Regions from separate parts of the Homo sapiens genome. Here region 2 is linked to region 1. The links are chromatin loops, found by intact Hi-C in ENCODE. Cell type or tissue: IMR-90. All regions are shown on one strand. Each heading gives the region's core, and the rest is flanking DNA. Links, peaks and the distances in the headings are about the cores only.

Region 1 (4,409 bases), core at 146-4,145:
GCAACAGAGCCAGACTCTGTCTCTTAAAAACAAAAAAAAAAGTTTCTCCACCTCTAAGGGGCAGTTCTGTAAACTTGTGGCTGACAGATCACTCAAATCCAGGCAAGTAGCTTTTAATTAATTGAACCAGGATTGGACCCAGAGCCAGCGTTCTTAACTAACCCCTGTAGTTAACTCTCAGAAAAGTCCATGTTCTAATTCCCAGAACCTGTGAATGTGTTAACTTGCATTTCAAAAGAGACTTTGCAGGTGTGATTAAATTAAAGATCTCAAAATGGGGAGATTATGGATTATCAGAGTGGGCCCAGTGTAGTCACAGGGGTCCATACAATTGGAGTACAAGAGGGTAAGAATCAGAGAGGAGGTGTGACCACGATGGAAGCAGAAGTTGGGGTGATGCAGGGTCATGGCCCTTAGAAGCTAGGAAGGAGCAGGGAACGGATTCTCCCCTAAAGCCTCTAGAAGGAGTGCATCCCTGCTCATGCATTTCAGACTTGTGGTCTCTAGAACTGTCTGGAGATGGTGTTGTAAGACAGTAAATGACTATGGCAGCAATCAGATATTCATATAACCCCTACACTATATTTTCATATACCTGACTTTTTCAGTCAAGATTCTGGTGCTCAGAATGGGAAAAACATACAACTTTATGTTAATAAGTTGTATTTCTGTTGGTGCCTCCTACACATGGCAGGGAAGCAGGATTGATTATGGCCTGTGCAATTAATATTTTAACCTAGAGAAAAAATGGGAGAAAGCAGGAAATGTAATTAGACTGTGCCAAAGAAGTGTAATTTTGACAGTTGAGTTGGAAGATGAATGGTGGTTGTGGGGAGAAGAATTTGAAAGGAGGGTAGACAAAAAAAAATCACCCAAAAAGCTGTGGCATTTGCTCAGGAGAGATATGACATGCAGATGAAATTAGGCAATATCAGTGAATATAGAGAGGAATAGATACATTTTTAAACTATGGTAAATAGTACGATTGAAGTGTGTGCCGGGTGCAGGTAAAAAAGGAAGAGGGGACAGCATGATGTCAGACTGGGACTCCCTGAGTTGGAGGTGCCTGTGATATATGGGAGTGGTTGAGGGGCTGAGATTATAAGGGGAGTGAATACAGAAGGGAGCAGAGGATAGGACCCTAGGAAGCATCTATCAAGTTATGGGCAGAGGTTGTACGTAGCACAGAAAGGCAAGAAATTGCCAGGGAAATAGGAAGAGAACCAAAGAGGAGAATGGCTCACCAATAAGGGAGTGGCTCATGCTGCCTGTTAGTCAAGTAGAGAAGCAAACTAGATTTTTCCTTAGGAGGTCACTGGGATCTGTACCATGCCTAGGTAAGAGCAGTTTCAATAGAGGGATTAGAGAGAGGTGTGCTGGATCTCACACCTACTCAGCAGAGGCCCTTGTGCACTGGAGCTCATACCTACTCAGGAGAGTCTCTTGTGCACATCCAAGCCCAGCTCTGCATTCAATGACATCAGCTTTAGATCAGTGATGGTGGAATTACTTGAAATCAGCAAATGCTACAATGCTACAAATCAGGGTGTTCCCTTCTCACATCCTTCCCCATCCCAAGAGTTAAACATTCACCAGCTTCAACTGGGAGAGAAGAAAGCTGAAGCATGACTGATTAAGTCTGCAAGTGAATGGGAGATAAGGAAGTGGGGCTGAGGGAGTTCATTATCTTTCCAGACGTGAGTGGTGAAGGGAAAGCGCACAGTACAGTCACATCTTAAGACCCAGATAGGTTTGAAAGAACATTGCTTTTTCCTGGAAATGTCCCAGACAAGATTGATTATATAGCCTCTATTGTATCACTGAAGTTTTAAGGAATCTTTACTTTTAATGGCATCTCACATATATAAAACCACATTATTGTTATGTAAGAAATTAACCCAGTGCTTTCCTTCTTTCCTGATCGATTAGCACACACTGTCTTTTTGCATCATTTCTCCCATGTGTAGCTCCTCTGTTCATCCACCTTTCTGGAATTGCTTGGCTCCTTCCTGCTTTGTACATGATCCCTTTAAGACAAATCTAGTTTCACACACGAATGCAAATATACTTTTAGGCACTTTTTTGAAGAAGGATACAAGTGGATGCCCAGTTCTCTTTGTTTGTATGTTGGATTTCTGATTAAGATTTCCTAAATAAAGGGCCCCAAACTAATGTTTGAAAAAAAGGGGGGGGGAGGGTAAACATAGTTTCAAGTTTTTTTAATCACTTATTTACACGTTACTCTTTATTCAAATTGTTCTATTTTATCTGTTATCATTATATGCATTTGTAAGATTATGAGTTTTTGTGGAATTAAAATCCAGCACTGAAGAAAGCCCAGGCATTACTTAGTGGGAATTTCTTTGTAAAAAAATAATCCCATTCAGGATTCTCAAGGGAAGTCCAGAGCCCGACTGTAGGTTAATGAGAATAAAAGAAATGATTTAGCACGTGCATACAGCTAATTTGGCGTCAGCATTGTGCTCATGTAAGGATGTAATTATTCTTTTGTCTCTTCTGGGAAGCCCAGAGTATACGTTAATAATCAAGTTCCAGAAGATGGCAGCAAAGGATTTACTATCCAGAGGAAACATGAATGTAATCATTAGTATTCTTGAGATACTTCATTTTGCTTATAGTGATTAAAAGTTACATTGAAACAAAGCTATTTACATCATTTAATAAAGCTTTTTGAATGATTAGCTTTTTCTTTATATTAGAAAGTAGAAATTTACTAGTTTAATGTGTCAAGAAAATATTGTTTAAATCCATGTTTTTAAAAGACTTAATGTAAGCTGCTCACCTCCCAATCCTTTCCCCACCCGCCCAAACTCAACCAGGATCATTGTTCATAGTTAGGGTTCTTTCCCATACTTTTATCCTCTATGCACAAAAATGGTCATATTACATATATTATTCTATAACCTGGTCTTGCCATTTGAAAATCTTTCCATGTTAATCAAAAACTGAATTGTGCATTATTTTATGGTTATATAATTTTATGTATATATTTATAAGTATGGTTGTTTTCAGGTTGCATGAGCAGCCTTGTGGTACATGTAGTTGTTTATTTAGAATACATCCTAGAGGTAGAATAATCAGGTTAAAGTATATGAAAATTAACTGCAGTTATCCTTCCTGCCAAAATGCCTTCCAGGAAAGTCTTTACAATATACATTCCTGTGAATATCATGAGAATGGTTTTTTACCTAAATTTACTCATTAGATACCCTTATTTCACGCTTAGAAGATGGAATTTTATTTCCCAAATTTTATTCTCATTTTATTTTATGCAACTCTACTTACTGTCTCCTTTAAACATCCTTTCATCTATTGTCTCAAAGTAAAAACTAGATATGAAATAAAAACATAAAAGTAAAATGTTATTTTATTTTGTTTTCAAAGTGAAACATTAAAGAAAAAAGACATTATTTAAGTGTAACTGGGAAATGCTCTTTTGTGGGCAAAAATAAATCATTTTAAATTTAATTTATTCCTGTAGCTATTATTCCTAGCATTAGGAAGATACGATTTAATAAAGTACTCTTGAGGAAATTCATTAGGTCACAGGAACTAACATGAAAGCTCTTTATATTTAAAACAGGCAATAATGCTAAGGCATTACTAAATATGTAACTTCAAAGGCACTACATTGCCCAATCACGTACTCCATTTTAGGCATTTTATATACATACACTGTAGCCAAACTTGAGTAAACTTTGATAAAAATTTTCTATTATGCAAGTTTCTTAACCTTAAAATGAACTTCTGTGATTCTTAAGTAAATATTATAGGGTGATGCTTTTATTCTTTGGGCTGGATCCAGATGTCAACTTTTCGTTTTATAACAGCATGTTCTTTGCAACTCATAGCCAACTAATTTTTTCTAGTATGGACAAAGAACAAAGAATGTGCCCTGTAAAAATTTTGTACAAACTTATTTTTCCTGCATTATATATTACGTCTCCTTCTCTTTGTGATTAAAGCCCACGAATATTTTCTTTTGAAAAGTCAATATTATATCTGTTAGATAAGACAAATTTTCCCTATTATCTAACAGCAAATCTGCTTCTTTCTGTTTTTTTTTTTTATTTTAATGTTTTCTGTTTTGTTTTAAAACTTGGAGTGATATGTGTCTGAGATTGGTAGGTGTTGAGAAAAAAATCTGTAATATCTGAAAAGGTATAGATAGTACAAATTTTTTTTGAGAGGGTTTATATTTCAAAAGCCAAATCTTTTGAAAGTTTGGACCCACATTTTAAAAACTCACTGTTTTAAATGAAGTTAGACAATGAAGTAATGAGACATGATTTTGCATCTAGCTTATGAACATCAGTCATATTCAAATGTGCTTTAGACTATTTTGTTTTAGACAAAGCAATTCAAGAATATTATGTCTCAGCTAGAGA
Region 2 (4,409 bases), core at 279-4,278, 710 kb after region 1:
ACAGAAACATTTTGCCAACAGTAAGATATAAGTGGTAGGTTCTATCAAGAGAAAGTTCCATTTGTGTATTTTCTTGGCAGAAATTTATATACCAGTGGATACCAGAGGAGTAAATCTATTTTTAAAGTTCTAGTTTGCTTTTTGACAACTTCAAATAAAATTTCATCAACACAGGTTTGACCACATGAAATTCCAGTCTGAAAATGACCATTAAGATTACAGTCGTTTATCCTTCTTAGGTAACTAATACCTGCTGTTTTTGACCAAAAGTGGGAACAAAAGATGAGCTTCCATATCCCTTGTATAATTTTGGAGCTCTTTATTTGTTTCTTTTGCCATGAGGAATTATTGGTCACTAGTCATCCCAAATACAACCTTCTACTTCAAATATAACCTCAAACTATGATAAAATACTTTTACCTCAAGGTGGAGCTGTTATATTTTCAGAAGAGAAAAAGACTCAACACCTTGGTCTTGTTCTAGAATTTTGTTACAATCCTGAGGAAATGTTATTTTTAATAAGAAATGACAGAAAAAAATGACCATTCCTTTTCTTCTCTCTCTTTTTCTAGAACACAGTGATTAATGTTAAAGTTACAAAAGAACACTGACCCACAGGATCATTTTGTGTGATGACATTGTCTGTTCATTCTGGCACAGGCTGTTTTGAGCATATTTGGCATGGAGCTTCTTTTGTGCAGCTGTATACAGACTATGCAAACATGGATAGAAAGGCATCAAAACCATAACTTGCCTTTGTCAGAGCTTCTAAAAACATGACACTTTATGAACCAAGTTTTGTTTCTGTGTTCTCTGTTGACCTAATTAGGGATATTCTAGACAATTACGGCAGCTTTCCAAGTAGATGTTATCCTGGATATATTCAATTCTAATATAGTTTTATGTCCTTTTAAAAAACTTACCAGAGCCAATTGTATCAGTAAATATCAGCAGTATCTGAGGTAAAGTTTAGCTGAATGAAATAAGAGCATAATAAAGCTTAATTCATCTGGTTCTTTTTTAAAACAATTCTGAGAATAAAGAAAGTCTTTAAGGGGCATTTATATCCTTGTTATATTTATTTTGAACTATTGAAAAAATGTAACTTCTACTCTAAAGGTGTGAATACCACACAAAATATTTCTTTGCATTTATTTTGCAGCTATTTTTAGCTGATGGAGAAGTCTCATTGAAGAACTTTCAGGGGCTTGGATCACAGAGAATATTCTCTTTTTAAATGAGGACTTCATAGGTTTCTCCCTGCCCGCACTATTTTTTTGATTGATAGAGAAAAAATCTTAACCTACAGGATTTTGCAAATCGTAAAAAGCTACATATAGAGTCACTATCACACTGCAGTAGAAATTATGCATTCTATAGCATGGATGGTGACAGCCATAAATATGACAATTAATATGCCTAATATATTGTCATAAAATGCTACAAAATTGTGGAAAATAATAAAAAATTAAAAATTAAAAAGTGGCATTTATTGAAGACAGTGTACTATTGTTTTTATTTATTTTACTTATTGATTTATTTTTTGAGACAGAGTCTTGCTCTGTCACTCAGGCTTGAGTACAGTGGTGCAATCTCAGCTCATTGAAGCCTGCATTTCCGGGGCTCAAGCGATCCTCCTGCCTCAGCCTCCTGAGTAGCTGGAACTACATGTGTGCACCACCACTCCCAACTAATTTTTTGTATTTTTAGTAGAGATGGTGTTTCACCATGTTGGCCAGGCTGGTCCTGAACTACTGACCTCAGGTGATCCGCCCCCCTCGGCCTCCCAAAGTGCTGGGATTACAGGCACAAGCCACCGCATCTGCTGACAGTGTATTATTAAAAACAAGAAATCTTAGGTACTTTGTGACACATCATAAATTTATAATACAAACACAATGTTCATGTTTTTGAAAAATAGGTAGATTTTAAAATGTGGTTTCATAATGCTTTGATGTCAGAGCTTCCCAGTGTGTCCTGATGGGAGCGGAGTGAGATAAAGGAGGAACAGAGCTTCTCATTTTCTCTCAGCTGCCTGATCCTAGTCTTTTCCAGAATTTCCAAATAAAACATGTTTGCTCCAAAATTAAGTCCAAATGTAACTTGATATACAAGCTATCCTTATACTCACTATACTTTTGTTCTATTTTGATTATTAAGTGAGTGATTTTTAAATCGACTTGGATTTCAATACCTATTTTGCTAATGAGATTATTCTGTTTTTAGTAGTGTCGAATTATCTTCACAAGAACAAAATATCTGAATCAAATTATAGAAATAAAGGCCAAAATATTGCACTGCTACTGACTTCAGGGTTGCTGAATCACTTGTAACAATGAATGTGATATTTTTATCAAAAGGTTCATGGGCAAACCCCAACAATCCCCTGGCAAAGTCTCAAGATGTCTTTAGTTTAAAAAAAAGTAAGAGGTCTATCATTAGATGCCACAGAACATGAAATCTCACCGAAAAGCAATGAATTTATTGTTTAAAAGAATATTCTGCCACTCGGCTTTTTACAAAGAATAGATACACTTTTAAATTCTAAAAATGTTAGAGAACTTTGCTATTCCATACCAAATCATTCTAAGATTGTTCCTTTGTAGTCTTTGCTATATTCTATAGCAGCACCATGAAACAGGACTTTCTGAAAACACTGAAATATTTCTATGACCTCACAAAATGAAGCCACTAGCTGTCTGTGACTACTGATCCCTGGAATGTGGTTAGTGTGCCTGAGGAACACATTTTAAAATTGAACTTCATTTTAGTTTTTAACTTAAACTTATCTTATGTATTTATTTTGAGGTGAAATCTTGCTCTTGTCACCCAGGCTGGAGTGCAGTGGCGCGATCTTGGCTCACTGCAACCTCTGCCTCCCGGGTTCAAGCAAGTCTCTTGCCTCAGCCTCCCAAGTAGCTGAGATTACAGGCACCGGCCACCATGCCTGGTTGATTTTTGTATTTTTAGTAGAGATGGGGTTTCACATTGTTGGTCAGGCTGGTTTCGAACTCCTGACCTCAGGTGATCTGCCCACCTTGACCTCCCAAAATGCTGGCATTACAGACGTGAGCCACCACACCTGGTCTTTAACTTAAATTTAAATGGTCACATGTGACTGGTTCCTATCCCATCGGAAGGTACAACTCTAGACACTCCATTATGAGAGTACTTCAGTGCTCTGTCTCCTCAACTCTACTCTTCTCCACACTCAACATCAACACATGCTAAAAAGATTTCTTTTCTGGGATATTAGACTTCAGATCTTGCTGATTTAAATAAATCTCACATTTTCAGGAATACAACCTGAGCATTATTCAAATAAATTGTATATTTGGAAGTGACAGTTCTAAGAAAATACTGCTGGTGAGTACTGTCTCTTCTATATAGTAAATTCCTCACTAATCCCAGATTTAAAGCTGATTTATTTCAAAATAAAATGAGTAGTATTTCTTTGTTGTTTTTCATTCTGCAGATGTAAAGACTTATCCAAATCCCCAGTCAATGGGTTTCTATTTTAAATGAATTCTGATTGAATTACTTATCCTTTTAACTATCCACAGGTGCCCCTGAAGAAACCTTTAACCTATAACTAAACTAAACATGTGTCATCTAGACATTCCTGAGAGCAGTAGCTTTTTTGGAGGCATTTCTCCTCAGGAGTTCTAATTCAGGTAGGGGCCATTTCACTGTCAGTCAAAGTGATATTAGACCTGAACACATTCCAGAACAGTAGTGATTATGGCTGATGGAAGTAGACACTTTTGAAATATTCTCACTTGTCAAATCAATTAAGAAAAGTTTTGGAATCTTATTGCTTAGCCATTTTAATTCAGATAAAAACTTTTGAAAAAGCTAACAGTAAAGTTTCTATAAGACTTTGAAAAAAATCATCTCTAATTCCTATGCTGGTTGATTATAGTTAAAATAAAGGCTTTGATTTAGAGTTGAATCTACTAGCACCTTTCTTCTGAAGCATTGTTATTAATTAGCCAATAATTTGCTAATTGACCTAAGCCAATTGGCTTGCCAGTCACATTTTAAAAATAAAGATTCTATATATTTAAATAGTAATAGTAATGATAATATATTGAGTATTTATTATGTCATAGCATATATTAAGTGCTGTTCCAAATATTGTATACATGAGTTATATATATTATATATATATAATGTGTATATACACACACACACACACACACACATGCACACACAAACTCATTTGTCACTGAAATGACACTGAGATACATATAATAACATTAGTTGCATTTTACAAATAGGAAGCTGAGCCACAGGGAATTTAAGCTGCTTATTTATGGCCTCAGAGATAGTAAGTGACAGCAGCAGAAGCCAAATTCAGGCAGTCAGCTAAAATCTGAGTTTGGATGCTGGTTCTTCAATTGACACTC

The links. Hi-C counts contacts between places; a loop is a spot of excess contacts. Peaks named below come from ENCODE experiments on the same cell type or tissue, not always from the same donor. Only the 100,000 strongest peaks of a DNase experiment are listed, where the experiment ranks them.
Region 2: it touches region 1 in a loop (4-fold over the local background); 1 of 110 quality-filtered maps calls a loop at or near these places.

What each region holds. Positions count from the first base shown.
Region 1 is chr4:155,401,514-155,405,922 of GRCh38, forward strand. No RefSeq gene overlaps it. Among named protein-coding and RNA genes, the nearest start is that of MAP9, 27 kb to the left of the region's middle. In IMR-90, for the core only: a CTCF peak has its summit at 2,558 (motif pointing right); DNase peaks (open chromatin) are centred at 2,568 and 3,738.
Region 2 is chr4:156,112,865-156,117,273 of GRCh38, forward strand. It overlaps LOC102724785 (a long non-coding RNA gene), which reads right to left. Exons shown (of 5, transcript XR_939394.2): 4 at 924-973. Among named protein-coding and RNA genes, the nearest start is that of CTSO, 160 kb to the left of the region's middle. In IMR-90, for the core only: no CTCF peak of the experiment used is centred there; a DNase peak (open chromatin) is centred at 2,697; H3K27ac peaks cover 324 bases.